Linked DNA regions of Mus musculus: region 1 is linked to region 2. A link is a loop called in an ENCODE intact Hi-C map of the cell type or tissue named here. Cell type or tissue: gastrocnemius. All regions are shown on one strand.

Region 1 (2,500 bases), 69 kb before region 2:
CTGTCCAGGTCAGGTGACTCGAGCTTCTCATGGCCAGAACCGCTGCCCCATTGCCTCTGCTCACCTTTGCCCTCAGCCTGTGCAATGGTGTCACACAGTTATAGCTACGTCCTGAACACAACATGAGCTCCTTTTGTGGAGTTAATCCACCGGCACCTCCCTGGGACGTATACATGCCTGGCATCATTCTTAGTGTCTCACGGCAGCCCATGAACCGGGAACTTGACTCTGAGTGGTCTGGCCTCAGGGTCCCTGCTCTCATCCGTTCTGTTGTCCTGCCTCATCCAGGACAGTGCAGGGCCCATGCTTGGGGGCAGTTCCTGATGACCTTCGGATAGATGCAGGGTTCTGGGCTATGCGCCCAGGCTCTGGGGTGTCGGCTAGAAGGCTCTGACCCTGCTACTTCTCAGCAGAGGAGTTTCAGTAGCTCTCTGTCCTAAGGTCACCAGGCACAGTGACAGTAGTGTCAGGAAAGCATTCAGTAAACACACATGTCACAGGTTTCCTTTGGGGGCTCAGTTCTCCCCTCTGCCACAGAGGCCCGATTGAGCCACCTGCAGGGCTGTGGTTCTACCTTGCCTCATACTGACCACAAGGTCCAGGCCTCCCTGTTTCCAGTGAAGGTGCCGGAGGTGGAGGCTGAGGCAGTCCTATGGGCTGGACAGCATATGACAGCTTAGTAGAGGAGAGCTGGCTCCTTGCCCTCAGCCCTTGGTCTGCTTTTTCCTGTTTGGCCACAGGTGGGCGTCTCAGAAGCAGGCCTGCAACATGAGATCCTACGGAGAGCCCAGGACCTGCTAGCTGTGCCTAGGGTCCAGCCAGGTACTGACTCTAAGCTCTTTTCTGGGCTGTTCAGAGGCTGTACTTAGCAGTCTAGGGGCTACTGGCTCCAAGGCAGAGCTGTAGGCACAGTGTGGGCTATGCTGGGGGAGGACTGGGGACTGAGGAGGCAGCCTTGGGGCGGTCCCATTCTGCCATCACCTGATGGACCCATGCTGTTTCCTGAGGAGCCTGGTAAAGAAGCTCAGCCACTAGCCCAGGGCCTCTGTCCTGCAGTTCCACCACTGGGTGGCGATACGGCTCTAGGCATGCGATGTCCTCTCTCAGAGCCTCAGGCTTCTAAGGTTTTTCTCACCTCTGAGCTCCACAAGCAGAGTGTGTGGTAGCTGGGTGCTCCCATCTCACAGATGGACACGGAAGAATTAATGAGGCCGAGAGGGAGATCCTTCCCCTGCTCATGGACGGAGGCACCCCCTCTCCCCTCCACCCACCCCCGATTACTCACACAAGCTAAGACTGGGACCATCTGGGGATGGCTTAGCCTGTCCCTCTGATTTCTTCAGAGTTGAAACCACTCGAGAATGAGGTCCTTGGTGCCCTCGAGCCCCCCACAGCTCCCCGGGAGCTCCAAGAGTCAGTGCGACCGTCCGCCCCCCCAGCTGAACTGGACATGCCGACCTCAGAGTGTGTTGTGTGCCTGGAACGTGAAGTAAGTGTGGGGAGACACCAAAATGACCCATGTTCCATGACCCAGATATGCGCAATGCTGACATTGTCTAGAGTCCATTTTCCCCAGAGAAGGATTTTTCCCTCAGCTTATTAACTATATTAGGGAAAATTTCCTCAGGCATGACTCACCAAGAACATGGTTTTCCCGGCCAGGCCTTTGTAAGATTGTTGCAAAATTAACACTTATTGCAAAAAGTAAACATACCAGTGCTTAAAGCACAGGTCCTCCCTCCTGCACAGTTGCTAAGGGAGCCGGGGCAGGGCACGGCAGGTATGCCTGCAGCCGTACTTAATGAGAGATGAAAAAGGCAAAAGCCCTGTGAGTCTGAGGCTATGGAGCAAGACCCTGTGTCAAGAAACCCAAAAGGGGCTGGAGAGATGGCTCACACTCACTGCCCTTCCCTGTACCATGTCGGGTGGCTCATAACGTCAGGGGATCCCACACCCCCTTCTACACTTCCCGAGTAGAATACACACATGAGTTACTAAGGGGGCTGCTGTAGCAGCTCGGTAGCTCTCTGACCTTCAGCAGACTCCGGGGTGCTATGCGGCGGAGGGCACAGTGGTTAGAACTGTAACCAAGGCACTGTCCTCAGGCTCTGAAAGGGACTCCCAATTTCTTGATATGATACATGACTTTGAAGCAATTGGAGACTTCTCAGGCCATGTGCATACTGAGGGGTCTTGCTAAGACAGAGTCAGGGAACACATACGAGGCTAGTGACTATAAGGTGGAAGTCATTTTAGGCTAGGCATCATACTTTGGCAAGTGTGAACACAAAATAATTACAAATAGGTGGAGGGCCAGGTAAGCAGTACACGCCTGGCATCCCAGCTGGGGGTGGAGGCAGCTCAGTAGCAGGGCACTCAGCCTGGCATGCACTGGAGGAAAGAGCTTTTAGATTGTAGATATTTGAATGCTATTACAATCCATGGAAAAACAGGTACAAAACTGCCAACAGGCCTGACTAGGTTTTCACATCCACTGGCA
Region 2 (2,500 bases):
ACGGGTTCCCGTGTAGCCCAGGCTGGCCTCAGACTCAGTTTGTACTTGAGCTTCACTGAACTCCTGATCCCCTTGCCTGGGATTACAGGATGAGCCGTCTTACCGGACTCTCCCTTTACAATCCTAAAGCCTTGACTCTTCACTGCTGGCTGTCACTTGTCAGATGGCCTTACCTCTGTCATGCAGCCATCAGCAAAAATCCCTCTCCTTTTCTTTCCTGCTCTCTCGGGCCAGGCTGCTTGGCTAACAGATCCGGGTGACACCCTTAGGCTGCTGTCCAGCCGTGTAGTTACAAGAGCTGTTTGTGTCTTAGCAAGAATCTCCCTGTATATCCCAGCCTCCTGTCTCAGCCTCCTGAGTGCTGGGTCCTGGGTATCTAGGCCACCTCAGGCTGCTGACTAAGGGAAGGGACACGTGGGAAGGAAGGACCTGGAAGGCCCCTGTCCCAGTTCCTATCCATACAATACCCAAAGCCAAACAAGACTGAAGTCACTGTTGCTAAAATTCCTGTCCTGGGGGAGACCTAACAATGGCTCTCTCCCCTCACGGTCTCATTGACAAGCCAAGGAGTGAAGCTGCCAACATTCTCCCCGAGGCACCAATGAATGCGTTTATTGGGCTCCTTACAGAGCATATTTGAGGGGTTACACACACATTTGAGGGGACCCTCCACCCATAGCCACATAGACGAAGTGCCCTCCCCTAGCTCTTCCCCACCTATGCACCTTAGCCTCTCCGGGAGGCCACGTGCAGTTAGGGTAGAACTGCACACTGGCTGGGTAGAACTGGCTGGGAATGGGCTGAACAAGGGTCCCAGCTGGGCGACGCTCGTGAGGAAACACCTGGAGATGGTGGGTGGATGTTTGCCTTGGATGGGCACTAGATCCAGGTGCCAGTGGACACCCTGTGACAAATGCAGCACCTTCACTTTCCTTTGTGGAAGGAAGAAACCAGTGTAGAGAGTCAGGGCTGCTCTGCTCACTGCTCCCCCTGCTGGTCACCTCAGAGTGATGGCGCCATCTGAGGTCTGCCCCTCAGAGCTCATTCTTATACACCCACCTTGTTCATCAAATATGTGTGTGCCTCAGGTGTGCTGGGGCCTGCTCTAGGTGCTGGGGATACAGCAGCAAAGAGCTAAAGGGCTCAGTGCGGTGGTGCTCAGCTTTAATCCTAGCACTCAGGTGGCAGAGGCCGACGAATCTCTTAATCTGGCCAGTTTAATCTGGACTACACAGAATATTCCAGGCTAGCCGAGGTGACACAGTGAGAGCCTGTCTCCAAAAAATAAAATAAAGTAAAAAATAAAAAAGAGGGGCTGGAGAGATGGCTCAGTGGTTAAGAGCACTGGCTGTTCTTCCAGAGGTCCTGAGTTCAAATCCCAGCAACCACATAGTGACTCACAGCCATCTGTAATGGGATCCGATGCCCTCTTCTAGTCTGCAGGTATATATGCAGATAGAGCACTCTTATACATAAAACAAATAAAATTTTTTAAAAAATCAAAAAGATTCGAGGCCAGCCTAGTATACAAAGTGAGTTCCAGGACAGCCAGGGCTATACAAAAACCAAAAAAAAAAAAGGAGGACAGAAAGGGAAGAGGGAAGTGCTAGGGAACAGAGGACATGAAGGAAGGAGGGGAGGGAAGAGAAGGATGGGTATATATATATATATATATATATGGATATGGATATGGATATATATATATATATATACATATAGTTATATAGTTATATACAGAATATATATTTTATAAATATATAATTATATATAGTTATAGATGATATATGGTATTTAATTGATATATGTGACATGTAATGTATGGCATGATATATAATATATACAATATATAATTTTATAGCATAATTATATAATCATATATTATATACTACATATCACACATTACATACCGCATATTACACATTACATGATATATATTTCACATTATATGTGTGTGTGTATATGTGTGTGTGTATATATATGTATATATATTATATTATATATATATATAAATTCTCTTGTGTCCCAGTGACATGATGAAGTTATGTCATCATGAAGAAGGACTGCAGGCAAAAACCGAAGAAAATAGAGACTGGCAGCTTTGAGGCCAACCTGGTCTACAAAGTGAGTTCCAGGACAGCCAGGGCTATACAGAGAAGCTCTGTCTCAGAGAGAGAGAAAGAGAGAGAGAGAGAGAGAGAGAGAGAGAGAGAGTTCTGTTGCCACAGTTAAGTTGGCCTCCAGAGGACTGACGAAACTGAAGGACCAGAAGCTCGACCATCTAAGACATCCCCGCCCTACAATAAGTGGGTGGATTTATGTAACAACAGCAAGAGCAGGCTCAGTCACGGAGCTCCCAATTGGCCTACATGAAGCCCTCAGTCTCCTGATGTTCCTCCTGCCCACCAGCAGGTGGCGGGGGCAGCCTGCATCTGGACGATGGTTTCCAGGCTCTGCTTTCCAGAGAGATAAAAAAGGAAGCCGCTCTGGCTCCAGGGGCTTC

What was found. Hi-C counts contacts between places; a loop is a spot of excess contacts. Peaks named below come from ENCODE experiments on the same cell type or tissue, not always from the same donor. Only the 100,000 strongest peaks of a DNase experiment are listed, where the experiment ranks them.
Region 1: a loop joins it to region 2, with 10 times the contacts of the local background. A loop is called at or near these places in 31 of 42 quality-filtered maps.

Annotation. Positions count from the first base shown.
Region 1 is chr2:32,926,974-32,929,473 of GRCm38, reverse strand. It overlaps Lrsam1 (leucine rich repeat and sterile alpha motif containing 1), which reads left to right. Exons shown (of 26, transcript NM_199302.3): 24 at 741-822; 25 at 1,344-1,489. Among named protein-coding and RNA genes, the nearest start is that of Lrsam1, 33 kb to the left of the region's middle. In gastrocnemius, a CTCF peak has its summit at 1,065 (motif pointing right); DNase peaks (open chromatin) are centred at 725 and 1,049; H3K27ac peaks cover 391 bases.
Region 2 is chr2:32,857,684-32,860,183 of GRCm38, reverse strand. No RefSeq gene overlaps it. Among named protein-coding and RNA genes, the nearest start is that of Stxbp1, 12 kb to the right of the region's middle. In gastrocnemius, a CTCF peak has its summit at 1,006 (motif pointing left); DNase peaks (open chromatin) are centred at 991 and 2,419; H3K27ac peaks cover 1,322 bases.